Regions from separate parts of the Homo sapiens genome. Here region 1 is linked to region 2. The links are chromatin contacts, found by Hi-C or POLR2A ChIA-PET in ENCODE. All regions are on one chromosome and are shown on one strand. Each heading gives the region's core, a stretch centred on a gene start or an enhancer-like site at or near the end of the contact. The rest is flanking DNA. Distances are from core to core; before and after follow the strand shown. Region 1 has its middle 23 kb from the start of CTSV. Region 2 has its middle 30 kb from the start of ZNF782.

What was found. A loop is a pair of places that touch in the nucleus more often than their neighbours do. ChIA-PET counts read pairs that join two places held with the same protein, here RNA polymerase II (POLR2A). Pooled maps may share reads with other maps.
Region 1: a pooled map shows a loop between it and region 2 (8-fold over the local background). The contact joins two enhancer-like sites. A Hi-C loop is called at or near these places in 6 of 50 pooled maps. POLR2A ChIA-PET finds 5 or more read pairs at or near these places in 2 of 52 experiments (H1 and OCI-LY7).

Annotation. Positions count from the first base shown.
Region 1 is chr9:97,061,026-97,063,944 of GRCh38, forward strand. No RefSeq gene overlaps it. Among named protein-coding and RNA genes, the nearest start is that of CTSV, 23 kb to the left of the region's middle. Within about 2 kb of position 1,531, at least 5 of the 41 ENCODE cell types and tissues checked have a DNase peak (open chromatin) inside an H3K27ac peak, as active enhancers do.
Region 2 is chr9:96,883,287-96,885,986 of GRCh38, forward strand. It overlaps a transcript of ZNF782 not described here. Among named protein-coding and RNA genes, the nearest start is that of ZNF782, 30 kb to the left of the region's middle. RefSeq lists an enhancer at 684-1,883. Within about 2 kb of position 1,290, at least 2 of the 41 ENCODE cell types and tissues checked have a DNase peak (open chromatin) inside an H3K27ac peak, as active enhancers do.

The DNA.
Region 1 (2,919 bases), core at 281-2,780, 180 kb after region 2:
AGCTTCCACCCCTGCTCCTTGGCTCCCATCTTTGGGTGGCTTCCCCAGCTGCAGAGTTGTAGACTCTGGCCTTTGTCATTGTCCCTGAGTGTGTGCACCTGGTCCTGGGACCAGAAACCCCACATCGCCAAATGGGCAGGAGAGGCTCTCCATCTCATTACATTCTGCTTCCTTACTGGCTATAAACATTCAGAAAACCTCACAGGGCTGGGCATTCTCCACCAAGGCTACTTTCAAATCCTTAGCAAAGAAAGAATGCTAGACAAATCTGTTAGGCTGGAGGAATGGAAAACCTACTTGGACAGACAAGAAGATTACTCCAGCCCCGCTCACCACCAGAGGCTAACTGAACCCCCCAATCTCATTTCTCTTCTTTCCCAGCCTGCACCGTTAGGACATGGTGCTGAGAAGAGCTCATCATCTCTCAATGCCCTGCACTGGGCAGCAGGGAGGGAGGGAGGCCTTGATCCTACTGCACTGGGACAGGTGTGTGCCTGGCTACCTAGGGAAATACTGTGGCCCACAAGGGCTAGGCTGCATTGTATGTCATTGACAGGGCACCACCCTTCAGGTGCGCGCCCAGTTAAGCAGGTTGTCATGTACAAGCCTCAGTACCCAACCACTAAGTGCACCATCTTTGGGGGAAAATACATCTTGTTTTCCACACAGCTGACTGACCACACACCAAAGACACACAACCTGCTTATAAACTGGGACTCCCCTGTTGGAATCTTCTGGAAAACTTGAGTGTGCTTCTCAGGCAGATGTTTACCCTTTAAGCAGGGAAAAATGGAATTTGTGGCTCAGTTTTTCTTTCTATTCTATCTCTAACTAGTCCAAAATGGAATTGAGGAGGAATAAAACAGCAAGGAACTCTGAAATTAGAATGGCAACAATGGAAGAAGATTGTCTTGGTTCAACTCCAATGGCCACCTTAGATCTCTTATTAAGAGCTATTAACTGGAAAATAATTGCATAATAGCCTTCCTATGATAATTCCAAATTTGTTTGTATTCCAGAATTTTTCTAGAATGCTCCAAAATTCCCATCTCTGAACCTATGAAGTCTTCCCTAGAATCTGCAAATTCTCAAAGTCTTTAGAGACTCACTGGTCACTTGCTGGACAGGGGTTCTGTAAAAGGATTCTGGGGAGTTTGACTCAGTGTTCAACAAAGGCCCTTCCAAAGTTTTAGGGTCTATTCTGGGATTCCCAAGGGGACCTGGAGCCTTTCTCACATCTTCCTTGTGGAAGAGCACCTGCTTCATCCTCTGTTGCAACACAAAGAACCATTGTGAAGCTCCATGGTGAGTTTCCGTGAGTTTATTCCACCACGTGTGGCTCAGGCAGGCATGGATTTACAGGTATGCCTGTGCTTTGTTTCATATTCAGATGTATAGTTCCAACAGTTTACTTTATCAGCTGTACTCTTTGTCTTCCTTGTGTTCTGTCAAGCATCAAATCCAGTGTCATCTCTGTGTGGGTACCCTGCAAATGCTAATTGGTGGTGACAAAATAATGATGTTGACTGATGAATCATTTGGCCCCATAAAACTGATGAATCATTTGGTTGGAGAGTCCCAGGTTCAGCAGTTATGTAATGTGGCTTCACCAAACAGGTAATGTTTCATACCTCAGAGCAACATGGAACATTTTGCCTGCCAGGGCCTAGTCATTTCTATTCACAGCTGAAAAGCCTTCTCTGAAGAGTACAACTTGTTTTTTTTTAAAAAAATCAACCCTGTAGGCAGACGTTTCATGTAAGAGATACAGCTGTTTGCTTTGATTTAGGCTTCTACCAAAACTACTACCCAAACTCCCACACTGATTGGCAATTAGCTGAACAAACAGATGGAGCAAGAGCCTGAATCAGATCATAAAACAAATAAACGAATTCATGTGAGTCTTAACACTTCAATGGTATTGTTCCCACCTTCCTGTGGAAAGGTATGGACATCTTAAAATAAACAGGCTATGGAGGCCTGGTGCAGTGGCTCATGCCTGTAATCCCAGCACTTTGGGAGGCCGAGGTGGGCGGATCATGAGGTCAGGGGATCGAGACCAACCTGGCTAACACGGTGAAACCCCGTCTCTACTAAAAATACAAAAAGTTAGCCGGGTGTGGTGGTAGGCACTTGTAGTCCCAGCTAGTCGGGAGGCTGAGGCAGGAGAAAGGCGTGAACCCGGGAGGTGGAACTTGCAGTGAGCCGAGATCACACCACTGCACTCCAGCCTGGGTGACAGAGTGAGACTCCGTCTCAAAAAAAAAGAAAAAAATAGGTAAGTTTTTGGTTTACCAAAAATTTGAAAATTTTCGACCTCCAAAAGTGCAATTTTACATGGTTCAACCTAATGAAAGGTTTAAGAATTCTCAGAATGTATATGTTTCAGTATAGGTATCTGTTAATATAAAAATTAGCACACTCCTAATACTTGCTTCTGGACAAATTCATGCTTGTTCTTACTTGGTATCCCTTTTCAGGTAATGAAGAAAATGTATTTCACATGTTTTCTAAAAATTAAAAGTCAAAAATTTTAATTGAAAATTAGAATTTTAAACAGAAATTTTTTCATTTGCTACAGAATCCAAAATCCAGTACATTTTGCAAATTGGTGCAAGTTGTGCAGATCTGACCCACTGACCTGTAAGAGTCTACACAATCATGAACAATTTTTTTTTTTTTGAGACGGAGTCTCATTCTGTCACCCAGGCTGGAGTGCAGTGGCATGATCTCAGCTCTCTGCAACCTCCGCCTCCCGGGTTTAAGTGATTCTCCTGCCTCAGCCTCCTGAGTCGCTGGGATTACATGTGCGCGCCACCACACTCAGCTAATTTTTATATTTTTAATAGAGATGGGATTTCACCATGTTGGTCAGACTGGTATCGATCTCCTGACCTCATGGTCCACCTGCCTAAGCCT
Region 2 (2,700 bases), core at 40-2,539:
TGGGATGATTCCAGAACAGCAGCTCTAAAAGGAGGGGTTTGTTTTCTCCAATACCAGTAGGGCTCAAGGGGCTTGTGTAAGATAAGCTGAAGGGGATGGAGCAGTGTAGCTCCTCTGAAATCACCTGCCAGGGATCCCTTTTAGGGCAGGGACCTACACTGAAGAGAGACTGCTTCTAGTGGAATGAAAATCAAGCAGGATAGGGACAACAAAGGTGACAGAGAGAGAAGGTTTAGACTAAAGGGACGGAGGAGAATAAAGGCAGAACATCTCAGAAAGCCAAGTTGACATATTTTTGAGCCCTAGACACAACCAATAGAAGGGAGCTCTGTGAAGTTTGAAAGGCTTTTCACACCTCTTTCAGAAAATTCAGAAACCTTCACATCTCTTTCTGAAAGTTCAGAAAAACTAACGACATAAAAAATAAAAGTCCTTCCTACTACACATAGAAATCTTTGGAAACAAAACAATAAACAAGCATAGCAAAACTCTGAAAAGATACATGGAAGAAGATGGGCTGTCCAGAGACATCAAGAGTTGATGAACTGCAGGGTGATGAGTTCTCTGTTTCCTTCTGCTTCTCATATGCCATGGACAGGGCACTACAGAAACCTCCAACCCAGAACTACCAATAGGCACAGACAATGAAACAAAAGCCTTAAGAAAAGTGTGTTCTCTTTAGCCAAAGGTCTTGGAATGGATGGGCTATGAATAGAAAAGCTTTTAGCAATATCAGCCCTACACCAGCCAAACACCAACAGAAAAGCTGTACTACCCTCTACCCTGTGGAAGCAAGCAAGGGAACTCTGATTTCCCAATCTGGTGGTATTGGCAGGGCCGAGCACAGAGCTAATCTTGCATCCTCTGCCTGGCAGAAGTGGGTGGCAGGAGGAGCTGAGATTCCATGCCTTGCCTGGAAGCAGACAGTGCTCTGATTCCCCCACAGGGGTAGTGTCAGTGGGGTCAAACAGTGAGCTGAGCCTTCACCCCCACCCAGCAGCAATGAAATTTGACAATGCAGTAAAAGGCAGAGCTGGTTACAATGAGGCTTCACCCCTCCAGGCCCTGTCATGAAGGTCCATTGGGTGCTGACCCTTCACCTCCACTTGGCAACAACAAGGCAGAATAGAGTGTCATAAGGAAGGGTAGCTGATGTTTTGCTTCTCCCCTTTCCTGATATCAACAATATGCAGAGCCAAGCTGACCCTCCACTCCTACTCATAGCAACAAGGTGGTGTGAGTCAGCCTTCCACCTTTCCTACCTTCCCTCCCACCCCACAACCCCGAAGGCAGTGGAGCCAGTCAGGGAGCTGGTCACATAGTCACACTCAGAGGCAACAAGGTGGTGTGAGTCAGCGTCCCACTTTGACCAGGAAGATGACTGTGGGATGAAGAAGGACTTGAACTTTCACCCCACCCATCTGCAACAATGCAGTGTGAGTCAGTGCCCCATTTTTACCAGGATGGTTTGGAGGAGTCTATTAGGAAGCTGAACAAACACACCCACCTGACCCTGGCACTATACCCACTTAAAAAAGGTTAACTAGGATTCATGGTCTCATAATATAGAAAATATCTGGGATACAATTTAAAAAATGCTTGACATGCCAAGAATCAGAAAAATCCCACAGAAATGAGAAAAAAAATAACAGACACTAACACCAAGATAAATCAGATAGGGTATTATCTAACAAGTGTTTTCAGGCAACTATCAAATGCCTCAACAAGCAATTGCAATTTTAAAAAAGATTAAATGGATTAAATTTAAAAAAGATTAAATAGAATTCACAGTCTCATAATATAGAAAATATCTGGGATACAATTAAAAAAATGCCAAGAATCGGAAAAATCCTACAGAAACAAGAAAAAAATAACAGATACTAACACCAAGAGAAATCAGATAGAGTATTATCTAACAAGGGTTTTCGGGCAGCTATCAAATGCTTCAACAAGCAATTGCGATTTTTTTGGAGTAAAAAAATAGAAAATTTCACCAAAGAAACAAAAATTACAAAAAGAAACCAAATACAAGTTAGAGAACTGAAAAATATGATAACCACAATAAAAAGCCTGCTGGATATGCTCAATAGTATAGTGGACATAAAAGAGGATAAAATCAATGAACCTGAAGACAGATCAATAAAATTTACCCAATGTGAGCAGCAGAAAAAAAGGTAAGAAAAGAGAACAATTACAGCATGTCAGGGATCTATAAGACAATAACTAAAGGGTTAACATTTGTGTTAACAGAGATCCAGTAGGAGAGAGAGGCACTGAAAAAGTGTCTGAAAAAATAAAGGCTGAAATGTCTCAAATTTGGGAAAAGACATAAATCTACAGATTGAAGAATCTGAGTGATTCCCAAACATGGTAAGCCCAAAGACATTGATGCCAAGACACATAATAATTAAGTTTCTGGAAACAAAAAAAAACAAAGAAAAAAGTCTTGAAAGCATCAGAGAGAAACAACACATTACTTGCAGAGCCTCAATTTAAATAACTTATTTTTCCTTCCTTCCTTCCTTCCCCTTCCTTCCTTCCTTCCTCTTTCTTTCTTTCTTCCTTTCTTTTCTTAGACAGAGACAGAGTCTCACTCTGTGGCCTAGTCTGGAGGGCACTGGTGCAATCATGGCTTACTTCAGCCTCAACCTCCCAGGCTCAAGTGATCCTCTAGCCTCAGCCTCCCAAGCAGCTGGGACC